Regions from separate parts of the Homo sapiens genome. Here region 2 is linked to region 1. A link is an interaction called in ENCODE POLR2A ChIA-PET data of the cell type or tissue named here. Cell type or tissue: MCF 10A. All regions are shown on one strand. Each heading gives the region's core, and the rest is flanking DNA. Links, peaks and the distances in the headings are about the cores only. Region 1 overlaps LOC101929727 (a long non-coding RNA gene). Region 2 overlaps RNLS (renalase, FAD dependent amine oxidase).

Region 1 (8,343 bases), core at 85-8,084:
AGTCATATCCATCACTTTGTCTGTCTGACTCCAAAAGTCATCCTCTTGCCACTATGCCATATTGCCCCTCATAAAAAGTTTTAACAGGCTCTGAGCACCACTGTGATACAGGTTTCTTTACCTAGCAGATTTCATTGAATCCTCACCACAACAAATGAGGTAGAGTATTATTATTGTCCCCATTCTACAGTTGACAAAACTGAGGCACAGAGGGCCTAGGCAATGGGCTCTGTCTGATCCCAAGTGTGGCTGTTTTTCCTACACAATGTTAGAGTTTACAATACTTCTTTTTGTGATAGTGTAGAAACAGTGGGGCAAGAACTTAGGCATAATGTGTCCTATATTCCTCCCTAGCAGGTGACATTTTTATTTGTAGAAAGAAGTTAAGGAATAGCAATATTGAGTTCCAGTGGGAGCCTTTCTGCAAGGCAGAGGAGGGCCTAAAGCTAATCTCAGTGGACTTTGTGAAGGATACTAGCCCTCCGACTTTTGATTTGTCTTTCTGTTTTAGAGAAATGAATGAGTTATGAATCTTACTCCCCAAGTAGCTGCACAGAGTTCAAACCTAGACTTTTGTGCAGCAGGAAGGCAAGCACCGGACCTATGTCCAACCAATCACAAGCTCCCAGGGAGCCATCCCTTTGGAAGAGAGGGAGCGTGGGAACAAACAGGCCTGATGTCTGTCTTTTATTTTTACTATAATGGAGTCTGGTGTTCTGTGGAAGCAGCAGCAGAAGTGGCATAGAGCTGATGGAAGGAGGGGTGGCAGGCCCTGCTATAGAGATTTAAGGCAGACCTTGCCATTGACTGCTTGGCAGTGGTGAGGATTTTCTTATCCTGGTCTTGGACACTGCTACTGGAAGCCTAACGTTGATCTATGAATCACCTAAAATCTGTGAGCTATCTATACCTCTTGATTAAAATAGCCAGAGGTTTCTGTTTCTTGCAAATAAAACCCATGCCTGATTCAGTAGTCATGCAGTTCAGTCAATAGGAAGTCTCATCCACCTCCAGAGACTCTGGCCTCCAAGTGTGCACTGATCAGGGCATTGGATCAGTCTTCTCCACTGTCCTGGGCACCATAATAAGAAAATCCAAGTTCTCTATTCCCCAGAGTGCTCCTGGCATCCCTGGTGTACTGGCTTCTGAGAGCCAATAGTTAAATTTTTAGGAATTTTATGAGTCCATTGATATTTCTGGTACAGCAGTTCCCTCATCTCCATGATTTCACTTTCCTTGGTTTCAGTTACCTGGGGTTCAAAAATACAAAATGAAAAATTCTAGAAATAAACAATTCATAAGTTTAAAATTGCCTGCTGTTCCACGTAGCATGATGAAATCTGTGCCAGCCTTCTCCACCCAGACTTTGATGTGAGTCATCCCTTTGTCCAGTGTATCTGCATTGTAGATGCTCCTTGTCCATTAGTCACTTAGTGGCCTTTGCGGTTATCAAATCAAAAAGACACAGTAGAATCATGGGCCACATAACGAAGTTTCAGTCAACAATGGAACACATATAGGACAGTGGTCCCATAAGGTTATAATACTGTATTTTTACTGTATCTTTTCTATGTTTAGATACACAAACACTGTATCTTTTCTATGTTTAGATACACAAACACTTACCATTGTGTTACAGTTGCCTGCAGTATTCAGTACAGTAAAATACTATACAGATTTGTAGCCTAGGAACAATATTCTGTACCATAGAGCCCAGGTGTGTAGTAGGCTCTGCCATCTAGGTTTGTGTAAGTACACTCTATGATGTTTGCACAATGACAAAATCACCAAAAATTTATTTCTCGGAACTTATCCCTGTCCAGAAGCAACATATGACCGTATACATAGGGTTTGGTACTATCTGCAGATTCAGACATCCACTAGAGGTCTTGGATTGTATCCCCTTTGGATAAGGGGGGACTAATGAAGCTTAAAATCAGCTATGGTTGGAGTATTCACATCCTAGAAATGGGCAAATTCTACACATCAGGCCTCCCACACCTCCCAGTCCATTGTTAATTTACCAGCACATTACTGTCCTGATATCTTATAATTTTGAGCTTTTTGCTACAGACTTTTAATGAAATGTTCTGCTAAGCCTCATTCAATATTGATAACATTTGCTAAGATTTTTACTATGAATTAATCTCAAATAAAAAAATATAATTTGTAAGAACCTTGCTAGTGTTATTTGCTAATCCCTTCAACTGTTGAGACCCCTTCAACTGTTCTCCTATCTGATCCAGAAGAAATGTCACTTTCTCTGGGCCTTAACTGACCCCTCCATCCAGAATCAATTACTCCATCTTCTGAGCCATCCCCAGTACTAGGTGCATCAATGCACTTGCCTCATTATTGTTCTTAGAAAAACATTTACAGAATGCTTATACACATTAGGCTCTATTCTAGTGCTTTAGATATAGTAAGCAATTACTGAAACCTCATAACCATCCAATGAGGTAGGTACATTTGTATGTTGCTGAATTGGGCCATAGTTCCTCAGTTTCTATTTAGAAAATAAGGTCTCAGTTTCAGCTGATTTTAGTGCTAAAGTTTTAGAGCTGGGGCTGTGATTTAGGGAGGAGTGGGGACAACAAAGAACAGAGAGGGAAAGCCATTTGATAACAAAGAGATCCTCACTTCAAGGATAACCAGTTCCTCTCTACTACAGGAGATATCTTCTGGAACATTAAGGTGTGAAGAGGGGAGACTAAGATAAGACTTAAAAAGAGTAGGCTGCACTCATTAGGAATACTGTATTTGCTGGGCTGTATCAGCAGCAGAGGCTTCTGAAGAAATGGGCTCTCTCAGTTCGGGCCTTTGAACCCTACTCATCATCCATAATCCTACTCAAATGTCACTGTCTCTGGGAAGCCTTCTCTTTCTCCCTAGGCCTCACCTACTTAGCAGATTATCAAGGGCATTGTAGAATCCATCAAAGCATCTGAGGCTATTGTTGATACAGCCAGAACTCAGTCATCACTTGCTGAACACTTGAGTTTAGGCCAAGAATGAGAGAGATCTTGGAGAATCTTCCTGGGGTGGTTCTTCAAAGAAACTGCAATCTTTGCCTGCATAATCACCTCACTTCTCCACCTGGTTATGGCCATGGGAACATGACCACCATGTGCTACTAGAAAAACTTGCATCCATCTCCTATCACATCTTTTTTTCCGCAGAAGATTACTGAGATTGTGAAGTATGAAATCATGCTTCACCCACCACCACTCCAGTGATGGATGTGCCAGCGTATGTGTGTGTGTGTGTGTGTGTGTACTGCTGAACTGTCCTAGTGAAGTCCCATCTCACCAGACACCTCTCTGTGTATCATGTGACAGTTTCTTCGTTTAGAATACGGGGCCAGAGCAATGTTTGCCATCCAGGAAGCTGTGGAGAAGAGCCACAACGTGCCAAACCCAAGTGAGCATGCTAAGGAACAAGCAGTGATAACGTTATCCCAGGAGCAAAGTTCTGGTCAATTTAGTCTATAATTAGGTCAAGTTCTCTCCCACTTCCACCTCTGGTGTGTCTCTAGGAAATAATTTGCCTACCATGGTTATGTTGGGGCAGTCTCTGTTCTTCTGGACAGCCTTGGGGTGTAGCCTATGAAATAGGCCAGGATGAGCAGTCTGTATGAGCTCTTGGCTCATTGTTTAGGCTCAGTAATAGCAACCACATGGCACTGCAGAGGCCTTGCCATGCCTGGAGGGCTTGGGCCCTGCTCTTATCCAACAAGATCTGACTACAGCCAGACTGAAAGTGACATGGCCTGCTTAGTAACCTTCAATATCCTCTTACGGGATTCTCTGACTCAGAACTCACAGACAGGATGTGATCTCAGCTCCTCACATACCTTCCAGGCACATGGGCATGGTTGCATGTTTCCTCCAGTTTTAATTGGGGTGAGAAAAAATACTAAACATGTGTGTGTAGGAGACCAAGAGGAATTTCTTAGGGAGGATCTTGAAGATCCTTGGGGAGCTCCAGAGGACAGAGCTTTTGCTTCCTGACTTTTTGCTCTATTGTCTAGATCCCAGTAATTTATCCAGAGGTAACTATGGGCTTCTGGCTGGTCTCCCTGCCTTGAGTCTCTTAACCCCTCATTATCTGCCCAGAAATGTTAGAGACACCACCCTCAAGCACTGTTTCTTTCTGTCAAACCAAGTCTTCCCTCCCACATCCATTCTGGTCAGCAAAGTTATCTATTAACTTACCTGTATTCCATCTTCCCTACCTCTTACCATTCCTTCCTTTTGCTTCTCTATGGCCCGTTGGTCAGTCCCCTTGTAGTTCACCTCCTATAGCTCACCAGTTCTTCCAACTCAAAGTGGAATTTAATCCTTACTGGGAAGGCTTGCTTGTTCCACAGAGACCTTCCTAAAAATACTACCATCAGCACCAGCATCACTACCATCATCGATTTAGCACATCCTTCATGCCGGGCATTGTGTGAAGGACCTTACATGAATTATTCCATTTAATCCTCGTAGTAATCTTATAAAATAGTTACTATTATTATTTCCACTTTATGAAGGAGAAAACAGAGGATCAAAGAGATTAAGCCAGTGGTCAAAGACCTCAAGCGTATTAATTTCTAGCTCAAAGGTTTGAGTTTAGAATTGTGTGACATCAAAATGGACTCTTAACTGTGATGATATAAAGTTTCCCTATCCAAACCCATGTGCTTATTTTCTTTCCTTGAATTCCTTCAGTGTATATGTTTAGGATGCCATCTTTGGGCATTTGAATTGTTGGAGACTGGGAGGAATTTTTTAAGATTAGATGGTCTAACACTTTTTTTTAGTAGTTGATAAAACTAGCCTAGGCAACATACCAAGACCCTGTCTCTACAAAAAATAGAAAAATTAGCCAGGCATGGTGACACACACCTGTCCTTCCAGCTACTTGGGAGGCTGAGGCAGGAAGATTGCTTGAGCCTGGGAGGTTGAGACTGCAGTGAGCCATAATCGCGACATTGCACTCCAGCATGGGCAACAGAGCGAGATGCTGTCTCAAACAAACAAAAACAAACAACAAAAAAGACAAAGAAGAAACTGAAAATTAGAAGGACAAAGAGACGTATCTAGGATCCTGAAGTGGATTAATGGATTCTTGACTCAGGCACAATGCAGTGCTTGTTGTAGTATAGGATATATCATCCCTTTTGGGACTTGAAAATTTACTCTTCACATATTTTTAAATTCTATATCTTGCCCTCTCAATTACAGTATTAGTTATTTAAGGATAGAGAGTATGTTTTCTACTTAAAAATGTTTCCAATATTATGTAAAAAGTAGAAACTAAGTGTTAAAGGCAAGCAAGCAAGCTAGTTGGCAGAGAGGGAGTGCAAATGTTTACATGGTGGAGATGCTGGTAGTCCCTGGCACATAGTAATCTTTCAGTAAGTACTTTTCAAGTGAACGAATGGATGAATGAAATGGTGTTAGGAAGACTAGAGTTGAATTTGAACTGGGGGGCGGGTATTTCCAAGAATACAGATGAAGTTTTGCAACAAAGGAAGTAGATCCAGCTTTGGATGCTGCTGACAAACTAGTCTTTAAAGAAAATTACAGCACGTGTGTATAAAGAGGTGAGTCACTGGAGAAGAGTTATTGAACCTGACAGACATTGTGAAGAGAACAGCAATGGTCTCTGACTGTTCAGCAAGAACGCTGAACATCTGCTCAGCATCATCAAGACCGTCTTCTGCCTACTAACTGGTGGGATGTGCCTCTGTGCCAAACGATGGCCTCTCATGTTGGGCATCATTCATCTAAGGGCTCTGAAAGCTGTGATTATTGCAGTGGGTGAAGAGACAGGTGTTTCAGGCATGCTAGTGTAAAATATTATCTAGATCAGTGCTTTTCAAGCTTTAATGAGCATATGAATCATTTGGGCATCTTGTTAAAAGGCTGCTTCTACTGTAATAGGTCTTGGGTGGAGCCTAAGATTTTCTATTTCTCACACACTACAAGGTGTGATGAGAATGATGCTGATGCTGCTGTTCTGAGCAACCATACTTTGAGTAATAAGGTTCTAGCTGATCTATGGAAAAGTACTAGGGAATGTGACAATTAGAAGTAGTTCTATGTTGTCCTTTCAGCTTTGTCCTCTGATCAGGAATCTCCACTCTGTGGGCCAACTCTCCAACAACAGGCTGGCAATCCAATTGGTTGGTTATGCTGCTTCTATAGGGACTGATTGGATTTGGGGGTCATGAAGTTATTAAGGGAAAAAAATCAAGGAAGCATTAAAACTCATACTTCCTAGAGTGTTACACCTAAAGATCTGCACAAGGACTCATTTGCTTATGAATCACTTAGAAATTCATGTTTACTCCTAGGGCCCAGCACAGAGTAGGCCATCCAAAAATGCCAAATGAATGAAGAAAGGATAAAGAAGGAGGCTTCAATCAAAGCAGCTAGAGTCATACCACATCTCACTATTAATTTCACTTACAAGATGAAGAACTAAGCCAAAAAATCACCTATGTAAACAAAAATAGATGTCTCAAAGGCCATACATTAACTCTTAGGCATATTACTTCTGGAGAAGTTCTAAGTCAACTCAGAGCCTATTTGGGCTTTTATATTTTTAAATAAAAGAGTGAAATAGTTTATTATCATATAAACAGAGTGATGTGATTTCTCACCTTTTGTAAGATTTTATAGTTTGCAATGCACTTTAAAATAGCTTTATTGAGATATAATTCATATATCATAAAATTCACCCTTTTAAAGTGTTATTTGTACCTATTTTACAACCTATTTTATAAAGCTTGGCTGTCTATAGTAGAAGGGAAGAGGCAAGTTAGAGGGGTTTGGAGAGAACAAGAGATAGATATAGGCAGGCAAGGGCAAAAGAATAAAAGACAAGACAAAAAATATTAAATGAAGCACAGAGAAGTACTAAGAAAGCTCAGGCAGTAATCTGGAAATATTTAGTTTAGTGGAAACCTCTTTCCAACATGCTTCAAAATATCCCAAGAAGATGAGTGTATACAACCCAGTATAATAATGGATGTTCATGATGGTGCCCTTCTAGCTAATTCTAGTTGTTACATTCCCTAGTACTTTTCCATAGATCATCTAGAACCTTGTTACTCAAAATATGGTTGCTCAGAACAGCAGCATCAGCATCATTCATGATGGTCAGTTGTCAAGGAAAGGATAAGTTATACTCCACCTACTCGGCTTAAAAAGCCAAGGAAGTCTGTGACCCATTAAGACATTTTCATTACAAAGGTAATGGTGATATTTTGTCAAGTGTTGGGTGCTTTAAAAAGTAAGTCCTCAACTCTCTCCACAATGAGTCAGTTCATGGGGATTCCAGAAAGTTGATGTTTTATGGTATGGGCTGAGATATGTGACCAGAGGTCAGCCACATGCACACAGCTCTGCTGACTCAAGGGTGGAGGTCCTCACCAAGCACTGCCATGTGCATGAGTGAGGGCATCTGGGCTTTCAAGGCACATCTTTCTCCCAGGGACAACACCCTTCCTTCTTTTTTTGGACCCTGCTGTCTCCTGAGATCCTCCTGAGCATAATTTAACCCTTGCTGGGTGAGAATCAGAATGGTCCAGCAAGCGCTGGATTTTCTGTCAGAGTTTCCTTCGGTTTAAAAATCTGAAACTTGTTTGTCCCTCTGACTCTTCCCAGCTGCAACGAGGTACAAACACAAGGAGATGCAACTCAGAATGCCACTGTGCAGAGCTCTCTTAGTTTTGATTACACAACACATTTTCTAGTTTCTCTGAGGGTCTATGCCCTGGCCATATTAGGCAAGTCACTTTCTGAGCTTTAGTTTTCTAAGTTTCCTCATCTGTGACATGGAGTTGCAGCATCTGCTCTGGGCACCTCACAGGGTTAGTGTGAGGTCTATTAAAATTTTTAAAAGATAAATAAAATGTAGAGAGTGCTTACTATTTCTTCAGGCACCATGTGAAAGGCTTTGCATCTATTTCATTATAATACTTGGAAGTCAGTATTTTTATTATCCTCATTTCACAGATGAGAAAACTTCAGCTCATAGAGGTGACTGGTCCAGGATCACCATGGCTAAGAATTGGTAAAGACTGAGTTTAAATACAAGCCCTTCCATTTTAGAAATTAAATGAGATAATGCTTATAAAAGTGCATTGTAAAGGTCTATATCTATAAAGGCCTATAGAAATATATGAGATTAATACTGTTTCTAGAATTATTTTACAGAACTAAATTAGAGTCCACCTTCTACCTTCATCTTCCTAGCTTAGCCTTCCTGGTCAGCCCCCTTTCCAGGCCACAGTGAACTTCATGACCTCCGAGTCTCTTGTGCTGCTTTTCCTGACAATGCTGGGCCATA
Region 2 (8,343 bases), core at 108-8,107, 130 kb after region 1:
AAAAAGTATCGAAAAAATAAGAATGTCAGTCAATAAACCCTGCTTACATGTCATTGGTAGGTGATAAAATCACAATAACAGAATACACTGCTACAGAAGCTATGTTGATTGTTTGCACAAGGACAGCACCATTCCCCTCCCCTCTCCCACGCTAGCACACACATGTGCATACACAACATACCAACTACATAGAGATGGCCCATTTTAAGTACCATATTTCTAATGGTAGAGCAACTCTCCCGCCTTCCCCCAACCTCTTCCAAAATATAATGGGATGTAGTATAAAGTAAAGACTTTCTGAAATCACCTAATGACTTTGAATAGAAACCACATAAAGCAAATATAGATACTATTGTAATTATTGCCTCTGTTAAGGATGAGGTTAGTACATTTTTGTTCTGTGAGATAATTCTGTGTCAGCAAGATTTTCCTTTGGTACTTACTAATATTAGAATAAAAAAAGTTAATTAGTTAAGTTCATTCATTCATTCTTTGGATCAACAGATATTTACTGAGTAACTCCTATGTGCCAGGTCCCACTTTTGTGGCTATTGCAATTTTGGCAGAAAGCAGATATTGAACAAGTAAGTACACATGGGGTAAGTATCACAAGAGTGGGGAGGCTAGATCGGCTGGGGGAGAACACAGTGCCATGCAAGGTCTCTGAAAGAGCACAGCCACAAACCACAGACAGCATTTATTCATTCAAGAGTCAGTAAGAATTTTTGAAGAGGCCTACCTTAAGGTGGCACTTAAATACAGTCACCAGTGAGTTCTACAAATACTGAAGTGGCTTCCTAGCTAGATCTAAAGCTACCTATAGATGTAGTGACGGCTATCAAAGGGGATTATTTTCCTAAATCATATTTTACTATTATAATAGTAATAATAATGGCCAGCATTTATGGAGTGTTTTCTCTACGCAGGACACAATGCTTACACTTTGCATGTACATACTATAACCCTCAGAATAATCCTACAGTAGGTAAAATTGTATCCACATTTCATAGACGAGGGCCCTGCGGCTCGAGACAGAGACAAAGGAATTGGACCAAGATCATACATCTAGTAAGTGGCATATTCAGGATGTCACCGACCCCACCAGGAATTGAGCTGTTTAAAATGAAGGCCAGGGACAGGAAATGAATCTGCATACTTAGCCAAACACTTAGGAGTGTGAAATAACTCACTCCTAGTTTTCACAGTGTTTCGGAGATTCACTAATCTTCAGCAGAATCCAATCCAAGCGTGCAATTCTTTGCATTCAGCACATATGGTTGCTAAGAAAAAAGACAACGTTCTTGCAGAGAATGCTTCTATTTTATACCATCACTACTCCTGGTAATGACCTTTCCTAGTGTCTTTCCAAGGACTACATTAGAGCAAACCACCTTTTCCCCAGGTAAGCTGTCTACTTACTCACTGTAGTTGGAAAACAGAAAGTGGCCCAGAGCTGGTCACCAGGAGACACTGACTGCTATTCTGTCTCATGGTTTTGAAGCAACCTAGAGCTTTTAAGCTTCTGGGTTTCACCATGTTTTGCTGTCTATCCACTAACTCTCCTTATCATCAATTCTCCTGTGTCCTATGTGACTACAGAGGAAATTGGCCTTCACAGAGGCCTCAGAGGCACCGGGTTAAACTCTTCCTCCCCTCTCCTCTCCTCCTCCCCCCTTTATGATCAACATCATCATTGTTATTATTTACTAAGTACTTACTATGTGTTCAGCACTCTCTTAAGGTTTTATATGAACGTAAGCCTCACAACAATCTTATGAGGTAGCTATCAATAACTCATTTTGCCGATGACAAAGGAAGCTAAGTGAGATTGTTTAACTGCATCAAGGTCACACAATGAGGGGCAAACTTTAGATTAAAGCGCAGATCTAACTGCAGATGATGTGTTCTTAACTGCAAAGTTATAGGCTTGCCTTAAGGGATTTACAACGTGGCATAGGATCAAGGAACAATGGACCAGACGTGTGGATCAAAGATAAGATCATATTTACGTAAAGTGATAGGTTTAAGATTTAGAGGTTCTCCTTGGACCCCTGAGTGTCTACAGACAGATGTGTGGGGGGAGGGGTTGAACCTAAAACAGGGGTCAGTAAACATTTTCTTAAAGGACTACATAGTAACTATTTTAGATTTTGCAGGCCATATGGTCTCTGTCAAAAACACTTATCTCTACTGCTGTAGTGCAAAACAGTCACAGGTAATACACAAATGAATGGGTGAGGCTGTGTTCCAATAAAACTTTATTTACAAAAACAAGCAGCTGGTCAGCAGGCATTAAATGGTATGCAAATTCTATGTGCTCATATGCATAGTTGTCTTTGTTGTTGTTATTAGGAGATCCATAGCTTTCTATAGCTTCTTAAACAGGTTCAAAATCCAAGATGGTTAAGAACTGGTCTAAATGGTTTCCAAACCTCTCTAAGCTTAGATATTCCACAGGGTTCCATAATTCAACCAGCCTTTTACATTAACAACCCCTTAGAGATTCCTTCTCCTTAGCAGGCTCTTTTGTGGGATTCTGCTGTGAACTGTTGAGTGGACAATAATTACTGTCTATTGAGAAGGAAACGTGAGTCATACTACCATTCTACCTTCCTTGGTTTACCTGGTCAGATGATACTGGCTAAAACACAAATATATTCCAGACTGAAATACAGCAGTTTGGTCCTGCACCAGATCATCTGATGTTTGCTGAGACTTTTTTCTCCTGCCACAGACCTCTTTCTCTGTTCTGCTGAGCTTTCTGCACAGTAAGAACTTATTTGTGCTGAGCACACTAATATGCAGTTTGGATTCTGAAGTCAGCCAGGTCAACCCAGGTATGGTGTGGAGGGGAGGGATATTGCTGGATGTATTTGACTGAGGCGTCTCTGTATTTGTTCAGGGATCCTTTCTCCCCAAAGGAAACATTTCTCTTAGGACTCCCTAGCTTCACGAATTAGAGCATCTTATTCACTGCCTGTGACCTTGTCAACATGTACCTCTACTCTGTCTCCCACTCCAGGGGTCTTGTCTTCTCCTAAGTAGAATCTCTGGGTGGGGATTGCTGATTATATTCCATTGTGTACACTACGCAGCCTGGTCCCAGGCTTTGCACACGTGTGACAGGAAGAGTAAAGAATTGGTGTAAAGAAACCATACAAGTCATGTTTTAGTTTATTAGCACTGAGATCCCTGAAAGCTATGGCCAGTTTTAAATTCTTGCATCACTTTCGAAAATCAACATAAGGGTTGTCCAATCAACTTGAATAACAAACAGGATCATCCCTCTGGGATGGCTTCCAGCTTTACATTTTAAGAACAGCCACAACAAAACCCTGATATATTAAAACCTGGAAGTACAAATACTATGAATCATAAGGTGATTGCATTCATATTCCCGGTTTTTCTGAGAATGTAGAATTAGGCATAGGAGAAGAGGCAGGAAAAAAAATAGAAGGGGAGGAAGAAATGGCAGAAACTGGAAGAAAAGAAGAGAGCAAAACAAGGGGAACAAAGAAACAAAGAGGAATCAGATGGAAAGGATGAACGCACGGTGAGTCTGTACTGTAACCAGCTACAGCTGGGTTGAAATTCAGTGTCATTAGCATGCAGCTATTTCTCACAGCAAGTACCCCCCAAAGAAGGAAATAAACCAGCAAATGAAAGTAACAGGAGTATGAATCACTTAGCCAGTACTTACAGAGACTTTATCCCATATTAGACTCCTGTATATATCACATCAGGATTAGTGTTAACTCTCTGAAATGAAACATCAATAAGAAGACCACATGATGCGGACTGTACCCCCAACTAATATTTCAGTTCAGTTTTAATTAGCATGTTCATCTGGCAGCAGCATGGTGCCTGTAAATAGAAACGGGTCATGAGGGGCTTGGGCTCTTGTCCTGGAATAACATTACGTGACCCTGGTTGGCCAAGATCTGTGCCTTGGTTTCCTCACTTGTTAAATGTAAATAAGAATTCTCTGCTCTGCTTATTTCACAGAGGTGTTAGGAGGATGAAAAGTGAAAATACACACACACACACACACACACACACACACACACACACACACACACACGCTTGGATGAGTATAAAATGCCAGAAAAATGTAAAATTGACCCTGTTCTCTTCAGTTAACAAGGTAGTGGGTAGGCGGGGGGTGGGGACCATGGCATTTTGCACAGAAGGCTTGATGACTCAACGAAGTGTCTTCCTCCCCGCCCTCCCCCCAGTAATATCTGGTCTGGGATTACTGCTGCTTTCTTGATGTTTTTAGACATACTCTTCTCCTTCAGAAATGCCAAAGGTGAAAAATACTATTTCACTGCTATAATTTGTCACCCTTGCTGCCTGAGCAAGACGTGCATAGACAGTTTAGTAATTAAGCTTTTCAACACTGCATCATAAAGTTTTATTCTGGCAAAGGCTATATTTATCAGCTAACAAGTATTAAATCACCCCACTGCTCAAGCCGTTTCTCACTTGAATACGCTCCTTTCAAAACAGAACAGCTTTCCTTGGCTGGCTTGATTAATAAAAGTTCTTGTTTGGAAATACTGTGATGATGTGTGGCCCCGTGGGGCTAACATACATACACCTTGGCCACTGTTCTACCTGGTGCTGACTCCCATCTCCCAGGGGAGTTTGATATCTTAGCCTTGTGTCTCTCAGAGCATCCTGGCCAGCTGAATTTTATGGCCGTCTGGGATGGCTTCCAGGAGGAGATATTTCTACCATTTCATTTCTAATGGGGAAGAATTGAAAGAAAATCTAAATGTAAAATAAGTTTTCAAAATAATTAAAATAGCAAAGTAACAATGATCTACATATCAAGTAGGGTTTTTCCTCATATTGCCATAGTCTTATAAAAACAGATGCAGAGTTAGAAAGAATAGATATTAAAAGTCATTAGTAATGGCTTAGAGGAGTACGGTCTCCAAGCAACCCATCCCAGCTTTACAAATTCCCTCCCCCTCCTTTGGAGGACATAAATTCATAAAACAAATATAGCATTGTTTTTAAAGGTTCAGGGTGCTTTCAGTCAAATGGCTCCTGAATTATATTTGTTAAAAACAAAATAGTTAATTTGAATGACCTTTCTACCATATTTTAAGGGTAAATATGGTAGAATATGGATAAAGAAAATGTGGTACATACATAGCATGGAATATGATGCACCCATAAAAAAGAATGAGATCATGTCCTTGGCAGGAACATGGATGGAGCTGGAGGCCATTATCTTTAACAAACTAATGAGGGAACAGAAAACCAAATACCACAGGTTCTCACTAACAAGAGGGAGCTAAATGATAAGAACATATGGACACATACAGGGGACAACAGAAAGTGGGGCCTACCTGAGAGTAGAGGGTGGGAGGGAGGAGAGGATCAGGAAAAATAACTAATGGGTACTAGGCTTAACTCCTGGGTGACAAAATAATCCGTACAACAAATCTCTGTCACACAAGTTTACCTATATAACAAACCTGTATATGTATCCCTACATTTAAAATTTAAAAAATATAAATAAAGACAAATGTTAGTCAAATATGGGCGAAAATAACAAAAAATCACTATTTTTCATCATTTTATAGAGACTACAAATTTCCTTCTTCCTCCCTCTGCTTTCAAAATAAGTGACATTAACCACATGTTGGCATTTAAGTTTTTCACCAATTTATTGCTAAGAGGAAACATATAATAATATGCTATAGGGTCATAAAACCCACTTTGCAGCTATAGAAGCAAGTTCTGCCTGTGCCTGTGTATGTGTATGTATGACAGTGGACATGTAAGTGTGAAACTTTAAACACTATTACAGTAAGAAGTCTTTTGTTGAACTTTTGTTAGTTTGAGAGGCTGCAATGATTTTTCTCCTTTCAAAATGCTGAAATAGAACTCATCATTTTGCTTTTCAAATTAGCAACAGGTAGCTGGTTTGGAAGGCTGGAGATTGATTTCTCTCCAGCTAGCAAGTCGTGGGGTCAGGTCACTGAAGCATGTGGGTGATATGCTGAACCACCAACTTGGCAAATATTGAACTATTTTAAGTGCATCTATTTTCTGGTTCAGTAAATTTTTTGTTGTGTTAAATTCATTAAACTCGACACAGTCTAAATGCCACAGCACATACTGGAGAACCCATAAAGTAACAGCAACAGCTATAAAATATAGCAAAAGGTAAGGATCGATATACTTTCTCTCTGTTTCTATTTAATTTTTATCTTTCATATTAGGACTGGAATTTGTTTGAAAGTTAAAAAGTACTGTGTGGCTGGGAAAATCATGTGGAATCTTATACTTTCTGAAAATCTGAAGGAAGGTCTCTTTATCAGTCAAGTTGCCCTCCACACTAAGATGATGACATATATGACCTACAATTCAGGATCACTTAATAACTTGGGGGATAAATGAGAAATAAGAATTACACTCTGTTACCTACATTTTGGAAAAATCTTGTTTTGTATAATTTGCAAAAATATTGATTCAAGGACACATCCGAAGACTTAAGATGGGGCTTTGATAATGTGATTATTCTTTATTCAGAATTGAAATTTTCATAAGGATAATCAAGTTTTTGGCACACAAACTGTTATTGTGATTTAATGTAATTTTTTTGAGAGAGTCGTTTGTTATTTTTTAAGTACCACTTTTCCTCCAACAAGGAGTAGTCATAGCAATTCAGAAAAGTAGGGAAGGTGCAAGGTGTGAGGAATTTCCATTCTAGCATGGGTTGTAACTATCAAAATTACAAAATTGATTTTATACTCCACATGAAAAATGATAATAAGTGAAGAACAATTTTCCAGTAATTTTTCTTAGCAAAATAGAAAACAAAATAATCAATAACAGAAAATTGTGAAAATAAAAACCCAATACACATGTAGAGAATAAGGATATAGGCACTAAATATAATTCTTTAAAGCTTCCAGAACACATAGGGCAGAAGTGATGCAGCCATCAAAGTTGGACTGAGTAAATCCATCCCCTCCACATGCAAGGAAAGGTTTGTGATGCAGAGTCATTTGGCCAGGACAGTTGGCAGCAGCATTTGTAACCTGAAAAAGTAAAAAGAGGATTGCAATTGACATTCTGTGCTCTATTGTGCTGTCATGGCAACACCCACCTGGAAAAGGTTAGTCTACCTGGAGAAATCAAGATTTCTCACAAGAAGCACCAAACAAACAAAAAAAATGCACACACAAGAAACAAAAAACAAACCAAGACTCACTAAACGCCCCTCAACCCCAGTTCAAGTGTTTATATTTATATTCTTAAATGTTTAAATTTTCAGTTATTAGATAAGGTAATCAGAAGTGGGCTGAACTTCAAAATTAGTAGGGGCTATAGTCTGAAGGTTTATCCCCCTGAAATTCATATGTTGAAGTCCTAACCCCCGAGGTGATGATATTAGAAGGTGGGGCATTTTGGGAGGTGATTAGATCATGGGCAAACTCCTCATGAATGGAATCAGCTCCTTATAAAACAGGCCCAAGGAAGCTTGTTGGTCCTTTCCACCATGTGAGGACACAGCCAGAGGTGCCATCTATGAGAATGAGGGCTCTCACCAGACACTGGATCTGCCAGTGCCTTGATCTTGCTCTTCCCAGACCCCAGAACTGCCAGAAAGAAATTTCTGTTTATCAGCCACCCACTCTATGGTATTTTGCTATAGCAGCCCAAATTGACCAATACATCCTTCTTCAGTTTCTCTCCACTACTCCTCATCCCATGGTTCCTTCTTCCTCACATATTTCCTGAGCGCTGTTCTGGCCCAGGCTCCATGCTGAACATTGGAGCAGGAGAATTTTAAAATTTCACAACCTTGTCCTTAAGGAAATTTCAGTCCTGAGAGTAGACTGACCCCAAAGCAGTCTTTTTAAACAGCTTTTTATTTTCATATCTGAAAGTATGAAAAAAGACACAGAGATTGTTTTTCTGGAGAAAATATTCTCAAAATTTGGATGGATGATGGCTAATAAGCATTTGCAGTAAGGAGAATGAGTGGGAGGTGAATGTAGTTATGTTGGACACTGAGATGATTTGGCCACTGAAACACCAAAAACCCTCTAAAAAACCAGAATATGAAAACTTGTTGTAATGGCCATCTCACTTGGGACTGCTTCACTGTACAACTTCAGGGGGCTCCATTCACCTGGATGACAATATGACAGTTCTAGTCTCTCTTATACAGTGTTTTCATGGATAGTAATAGAGTAAGGCCCATGAGGATTTACTCATTTAAAAATCAGGAAAAAAAAATCAAGAAATGTAATAAATTCTATTTAAATTATGGTTCTGAGATCTTTGTTCTAGATAGGCTGAGTCAGTATATTCCCT

What was found. ChIA-PET counts read pairs that join two places held together with the same protein. Peaks named below come from ENCODE experiments on the same cell type or tissue, not always from the same donor. Only the 100,000 strongest peaks of a DNase experiment are listed, where the experiment ranks them.
Region 2: POLR2A ChIA-PET joins it to region 1 with 10 read pairs; 2 of 35 experiments call an interaction of 5 or more read pairs at or near these places.

The regions. Positions count from the first base shown.
Region 1 is chr10:88,149,175-88,157,517 of GRCh38, forward strand. All of the region lies in intron 1 of LOC101929727 (a long non-coding RNA gene), which reads left to right. Among named protein-coding and RNA genes, the nearest start is that of PTEN, 290 kb to the left of the region's middle. RefSeq lists an enhancer at 3,470-3,609. In MCF 10A, for the core only: no CTCF peak of the experiment used is centred there; DNase peaks (open chromatin) are centred at 1,397 and 3,777.
Region 2 is chr10:88,278,446-88,286,788 of GRCh38, forward strand. RNLS (renalase, FAD dependent amine oxidase) reads right to left here. Exons shown (of 7, transcript NM_001031709.3): 7 at 5,657-7,061. The coding sequence ends at 6,909. All of the region lies in intron 1 of LOC101929727 (a long non-coding RNA gene), which reads left to right. Among named protein-coding and RNA genes, the nearest start is that of RNLS, 300 kb to the right of the region's middle. In MCF 10A, for the core only: no CTCF peak of the experiment used is centred there; DNase peaks (open chromatin) are centred at 3,296 and 4,206.